Regions from separate parts of the Homo sapiens genome. Here region 1 is linked to region 2. The links are chromatin loops, found by intact Hi-C in ENCODE. Cell type or tissue: B cell. All regions are shown on one strand. Each heading gives the region's core, and the rest is flanking DNA. Links, peaks and the distances in the headings are about the cores only.

Evidence for each region. A loop is a pair of places that touch in the nucleus more often than their neighbours do. Peaks named below come from ENCODE experiments on the same cell type or tissue, not always from the same donor. Only the 100,000 strongest peaks of a DNase experiment are listed, where the experiment ranks them.
Region 1: it touches region 2 in a loop (4-fold over the local background); 4 of 110 quality-filtered maps call a loop at or near these places.

The regions. Positions count from the first base shown.
Region 1 is chr9:35,734,929-35,737,826 of GRCh38, forward strand. It overlaps CREB3 (cAMP responsive element binding protein 3), which reads left to right. Exons shown (of 9, transcript NM_006368.5): 5 at 181-287; 6 at 378-446; 7 at 1,120-1,204; 8 at 1,299-1,383; 9 at 1,464-2,071. The coding sequence ends at 1,798. It overlaps GBA2 (glucosylceramidase beta 2), which reads right to left. Exons shown (of 17, transcript NM_020944.3): 16 at 2,820-2,898; 17 at 1,938-2,519. The coding sequence ends at 2,241. Among named protein-coding and RNA genes, the nearest start is that of MIR6853, 3.5 kb to the left of the region's middle. In B cell, for the core only: CTCF peaks have their summits at 1,366 (motif pointing right) and 1,567; a DNase peak (open chromatin) is centred at 1,363.
Region 2 is chr9:35,070,610-35,073,507 of GRCh38, forward strand. It overlaps VCP (valosin containing protein), which reads right to left and starts at 2,016. Exons shown (of 17, transcript NM_007126.5): 1 at 1,728-2,016. The coding sequence starts at 1,744. RefSeq lists a silencer at 1,094-1,723 and enhancers at 2,124-2,173, 2,374-2,513, 2,534-2,583. In B cell, for the core only: CTCF peaks have their summits at 1,591 and 1,790; DNase peaks (open chromatin) are centred at 612, 1,482 and 2,102; H3K4me3 peaks cover 2,452 bases; H3K27ac peaks cover 2,500 bases.

The sequences.
Region 1 (2,898 bases), core at 259-2,758, 660 kb after region 2:
GGTCTGGCTTGTTAGGGTTAACACCTGGTCCGTGGAGGCATTCAGAAAGAATCTGAATGCCTGTTGGTCAGGGAAGCTGTAGAAGGGATTTCTGTATTGGAAAGAGATTGATCTCAGTTGCGTTTCAACTCCTTTTTCTAGAGTTCCTCTAATGATATCCCTTTCCCTGTTTCCTTTCAGACAGAGGAACAAATTCTGAAACGTGTGCGGAGGAAGATTCGAAATAAAAGATCTGCTCAAGAGAGCCGCAGGAAAAAGAAGGTGTATGTTGGGGGTTTAGAGAGCAGGTATGAAAGGGAGAGGGACTCTGTTGTAAGTATTAGGTTTTTGAAGGGAGGATACAGGCCATATCCCCGTATCTTTGTTATTTCCCCCAGGGTCTTGAAATACACAGCCCAGAATATGGAGCTTCAGAACAAAGTACAGCTTCTGGAGGAACAGAATTTGTAAGTATCCCTCCAAACCATTCCCTTCCTATGCCCCTCATTTAATGCTTTCTCACTCTTTCCCCTGCCCTACACTTGATTTCTAACTGGGCAGCTGCCTTCACTAGGTCTCTGATTCCAAGAAGCTCCCAGTAGTGAGGAATACATTTACAAGTAACTAAGAATAAGTTAAGTACCAAGAAAAAGAAAGGGGGTAAGAAAGACGTCATGGGCTTTCATAGTAGTTAGGATTCTGGGGTTGGGTTGGGAAAGCATTCTAGGCAGAGAGAAAGCATCCTAGGCAAGAGGACTAGTCCAGCATAGTCATCTTGGGCTGGAACTCTTAACACACATGAGCTGGGACAGAAGGTAGAGAACATAGAAAATGCCTGGTGAGGATTATGTGCATAGCTGATCAGACAGTGGGGAACGACTGATGATATTCGCAAAGGAGGTTAAGTCCTGGCAGAGTTTTTTTGTTTTGTTTTGTTTTTGCTTTTTGTTGTTGTTGTTGTTTTAATGAGGAACTTCAGGCATTTTGTCCAGAGAGGAAGAAGTCGTTTGCAAAAATAGAATGAAAAGTAAGAGAGAGGATCCAGTGCAGAGATGGAGGAGGTGGCCTGAACAGGAGTTTCACTGTGTCTCAGGATGCTAGGCCAGGGGATGCTCACTATTGGCCCCTCTCTTCCTCTAGGTCCCTTCTAGATCAACTGAGGAAACTCCAGGCCATGGTGATTGAGATATCAAACAAAACCAGCAGCAGCAGCACCTGCATCTTGGTGAGGATGGTGATGAGGGGAGAAATCCTTTTCTCAGTTGGTGGGGACAGGGCAATCCAGAGCCCTTCTTCATCTCCTTTTTCCTGTGCTCTAGGTCCTACTAGTCTCCTTCTGCCTCCTCCTTGTACCTGCTATGTACTCCTCTGACACAAGGGGGAGCCTGCCAGCTGAGCATGGAGGTAAGAGGCTTAAGGATAGCTCTCAGACAGGGCAAGGGGAGAGGTCTGGGTTGGCCTCTGAAGATTCTTTGTCTCCTCAGTGTTGTCCCGCCAGCTTCGTGCCCTCCCCAGTGAGGACCCTTACCAGCTGGAGCTGCCTGCCCTGCAGTCAGAAGTGCCGAAAGACAGCACACACCAGTGGTTGGACGGCTCAGACTGTGTACTCCAGGCCCCTGGCAACACTTCCTGCCTGCTGCATTACATGCCTCAGGCTCCCAGTGCAGAGCCTCCCCTGGAGTGGCCATTCCCTGACCTCTTCTCAGAGCCTCTCTGCCGAGGTCCCATCCTCCCCCTGCAGGCAAATCTCACAAGGAAGGGAGGATGGCTTCCTACTGGTAGCCCCTCTGTCATTTTGCAGGACAGATACTCAGGCTAGATATGAGGATATGTGGGGGGTCTCAGCAGGAGCCTGGGGGGCTCCCCATCTGTGTCCAAATAAAAAGCGGTGGGCAAGGGCTGGCCGCAGCTCCTGTGCCCTGTCAGGACGACTGAGGGCTCAAACACACCACACTTAATGGCTTTCTGGGTCTTTTATTTGTACCCATGTGTCTGTCACACCATGAATGTACCTGGGGAAATCAACTGACCTCCCTGAACATTTCACGCAGTCAGGGAACAGGTGAGGAAAGAAATAAATAAGTGATTCTAATGCTGCCTAGGTCACCCTCAACCCCCATTTACTGGCACAATTGGGTGGAGAGAAGGGAAGGGGTATGATTGTCCTGATGGCTCAGGGTTGCAGGAGGTTCAGAGGGGAAGGAGGAAAGGCCAGGCTGGAGGCTGGGCTGTTAGCACTTCCCTCCCACAGTTCAGACGGCTCACTCTGGGCTCAGGTTTGCCATGGCTTCCTTTGGTCCAAACATAGGCCCTGTCCTTAGTCCTGTGCCCTGTTTGACTTTTGGCCAGGAGGCCTTTTTGTGCTGCTGCTGTTGCAGGGCTAGCTGCATGGCCCATATGCTCAGTGGCCGCATGTAGGCCAGTGAGCGGAACACTCGCTGCTGGCAGTATGCCTCTGGGGTCTGGAAGGCCAGACCCAGGCGCTCCCACACGGTACGGTAGCAGCCTTCAGCTGTCTGGAAGCCCTCCCAAGTCAGGCCCTGTTGGGAGAGATGACAGTCATACATACTAACTTGGCACCCTCTGAAGAGCCACTTCCACTGGATAGATGGAGGCAGTAGAGTCTTTGCCTTCAAGGAGCTCCCAGCAAGTGGAGGAGATAACTATGACCCACAGACAGAAGCCTGAAGGCAGGAGCTGGAATGCATACCAGGGAAAAATGGGAGGCTTTATAGACGGACAAGATGGCATTGGGTTATGCCTTGAAGAAATTTGGTGGTTGAGGAAGTTTTCTGGGCCAGGATACAGATGGTGGAGAGATGGGAAAAGGAGTGCATTACCTCTTGGATCATGGTAGCTGCCAGCCCGTAGACCACACCCACCCAGACTTCATCAGACTGCACACTGGATTTATCAGGG
Region 2 (2,898 bases), core at 85-2,584:
CATTTTAATAGAGATGGGGTTTCTCCATGTTGCCCGGGCTGGTCTCAAACTCCTGACCTCAAGTGATCTGCCTGCCTCGGCCTCCCAAAATGCTGGGATTACAGGCCTGAGCCACTGTGCCCGGTCAATAGTTTGTATTTTAATCTCAAAGCTGTATCCTAGGAAAACCTCCATTCTGCCTACCATCCCGGACTCTGGCTCTGGAGATGAGTGGTATGCCCTTTTCTTAAGGTAAAGCCTCTAATTCCCCATCTACCTACTGAGATCAGATGTGGTAATCTCTAAAAGACTGAATTTGGCCTGACCATGGGCCAACAGCAGTTCTGGACACTCTTTGGGGCAATCCTCCATTGTCTTCTGTATAAGTCAATCCCTTTCCAGAACTGCACAGGGGACTCCACGGGACTTGGAAGGGTTTCAGCTAAGAGTCATCAAGGTGACCAAGAGGTTAGAAACAGCTGATGATGCCAGGTTCCAAGAATTTTAGATTTTTACTTTTGAAAATAAGAGGCTGACTGCATATAAACCAAAAGAATACTTTCAGAATAAGTGACTCTTTTAAATAAGCAACTGAGTAATACTTTATCCGAATTCAGAAACTTGAGAAAAAGGAACACACCTCAAAAAACTAATCTCTTCAAGGAAGGAAGGTAATTTGCATAGAGTTTCCTTGGGCTGGCTGTGTTTTTTTTTTTTTTTTTTTTTTTTTTTTTGCCTCTAAAAGCTCTCTATTCTAAATTGAATGGGCTGAGGTAGCCAAGTTTTATCTAACGCTTTCCTAAGGATGGAGGTGGGGTCAGAAAGCCCCAGAGCCCGGGTAATTTCTCAATATAGCTGGTTGGGGAAAGGAGTGCGCGCACGTTTGTGTTTTTGAAGAGTTAGTGCAACTCTAAACTGCACACCACGAAACCTGGAAATCTGGAAAGGCGCACAAAACACGAACTGAGATTCCAACTTTAGCAAGAACCTAAAATGTTAAAGAAAAATTCCTTTCTCCCCACCCACGAGTCATAACATTAAGGAAAACTGGCTCAAACTTTCTAGTATGAACAACAGGCCTAAAGTAAGAAGACCAGAAGCGAAAGGTAGGGCTCGCCCTCTCCCTAACAGTCCTTCACGACTCAGGTCACACACAGAGGATGCCCACCTCCGGCCCCGCCGACCCGGCTCCAAAAAGGCGGCTGTGAGCTTCCCTGAGCTCGGCGGGCCTTCCCCGACCCCGGGCTCCGCCTCGGTGGCAGAGCTCCTGAGGCCTTCACATGGCGCAAAGTCCACGCCCACCGGGCCCGGCTGGGGCCTCGGGCTCGCGGGGCCTGCTCTCTCCGGGGACCAAAGGCTTTCGGCGGGTGGTAGGCCGGACGGCAGACTGGCGCCCCAAAGCCCCGGGGCGCCGCGCCGGCGGAGTGGGCCGGAAGACCTGGCCAGGCCCAGACGTCCGTTCTAAGGGAGCCAATCGGGCGGGCCGGGGCCTGCATGACACAGCACGATCCGGCCCAGGCTCCGACCCGGACCCAACGCAAGCCCCGCCTAGGGGGCGCGCGGGTGCGCAGCTGGCCCCAGCCGGGCCTGCCGGGTCCACGGCCCCTCACTCGCCCCCTAGCTTCCCTTCCCTCTTTCCTGGTCTCCACCTCTCTGACGCGCCCACGGCCAGGCCCCGCCGGGCCTACCCTGCGCGGCTGGTCCCGGTGCGCGCCGCCGCAGCAAGCGAACGGCGCGCGCACACTCACTCGGCTCCAGAAGCCATGGCGCGCGCCTCTCCCGGCCGGCGGCTGTGGCGGCCCGCGGGTAACGGCTACGAGCGGTGGCAAGCGACCGACTGGGCCGGGGCTCGGCTCTTCCAGGCGGTGGGCGAGCAGCGGCGACAAACCCGCAAGCGGCTTCCCTCTCGCTTCCTCCCACCGGCAGCGAGGCGTCGGGCGAACAACGCTGGCTCCTGATCCGCGAGGTGGCAGTGGCAGTGGCAGCGGCAGCGGCAGCGACGACTCAAACGACGGTCGCAGACGCTTCGCTGAGACTGAGCCGAGAAGAGCCGAATCATCGGAAGGGAAGCTGCTCCCACCTCAGCCAATCAGCGCCTGCCCTGCGGACTCTCGCCCGCCTCTCCGCGCCTCTCCCCAGCAACCCGCAGATCACAGCCAATCAGGAAATTCGCTTGCGGCCTGGCTCCCGCCTCAGTGATGCGACACGCCTAGTAACGCCACGTCAATTGGCCGCAACGCTACGCTTCCTCGACGGATTGGAATTCTCAGCCAATCAACGAAAGGAATAGGGCGAGATCGATTAGTGAAAGGAGACCCTTTAATCCCTTAGAGGCGGACTCTCCCACTTGGCTCCAGTTCATTGGCTCCGGAGTTTATCCTCCTGGAAGAACGTGGCACAATAGACTGAACCCTTGTATTAGTCTAGTCCTATTGTGGTAACCCATACACCCATCTTCTCCCAAAACCTGGAGATCTTCTAAGACGCCATCACCACCCTGACACTTCTTGCTCCTTCTCAACGCTGCCTCCAACCACCCCTACTCTGAACTTTCTGACTAGCACCCCACTCCTACCCCATTGTCACTGCACCCTCTGGTAACCCCAATCCCACAGCCTTTGCAGTTTCTCAGCGCTTGTGCCTTTCTTCCTCCCGTCATTAATATTAATACCTTATAATAAGGCACTCAAATCCAGAGAAGTCAAAGGGCAACCACAGAACACACAGCCAATTCAGTAGAACCCAAATTAGCAAGAAAACTGCATATGCTGGGACTTGAAAATCCTTGGGCCCCAAATAACAGGGGTCCCTGTTAGTAGTCAACAGGCAGCTGTTGGTGATATGCTGACTCAATTCACCTTTCACCCTGTACCCACACAGACACATTTGACTAAGACGAGTCGAATTTCTAGAATTTGG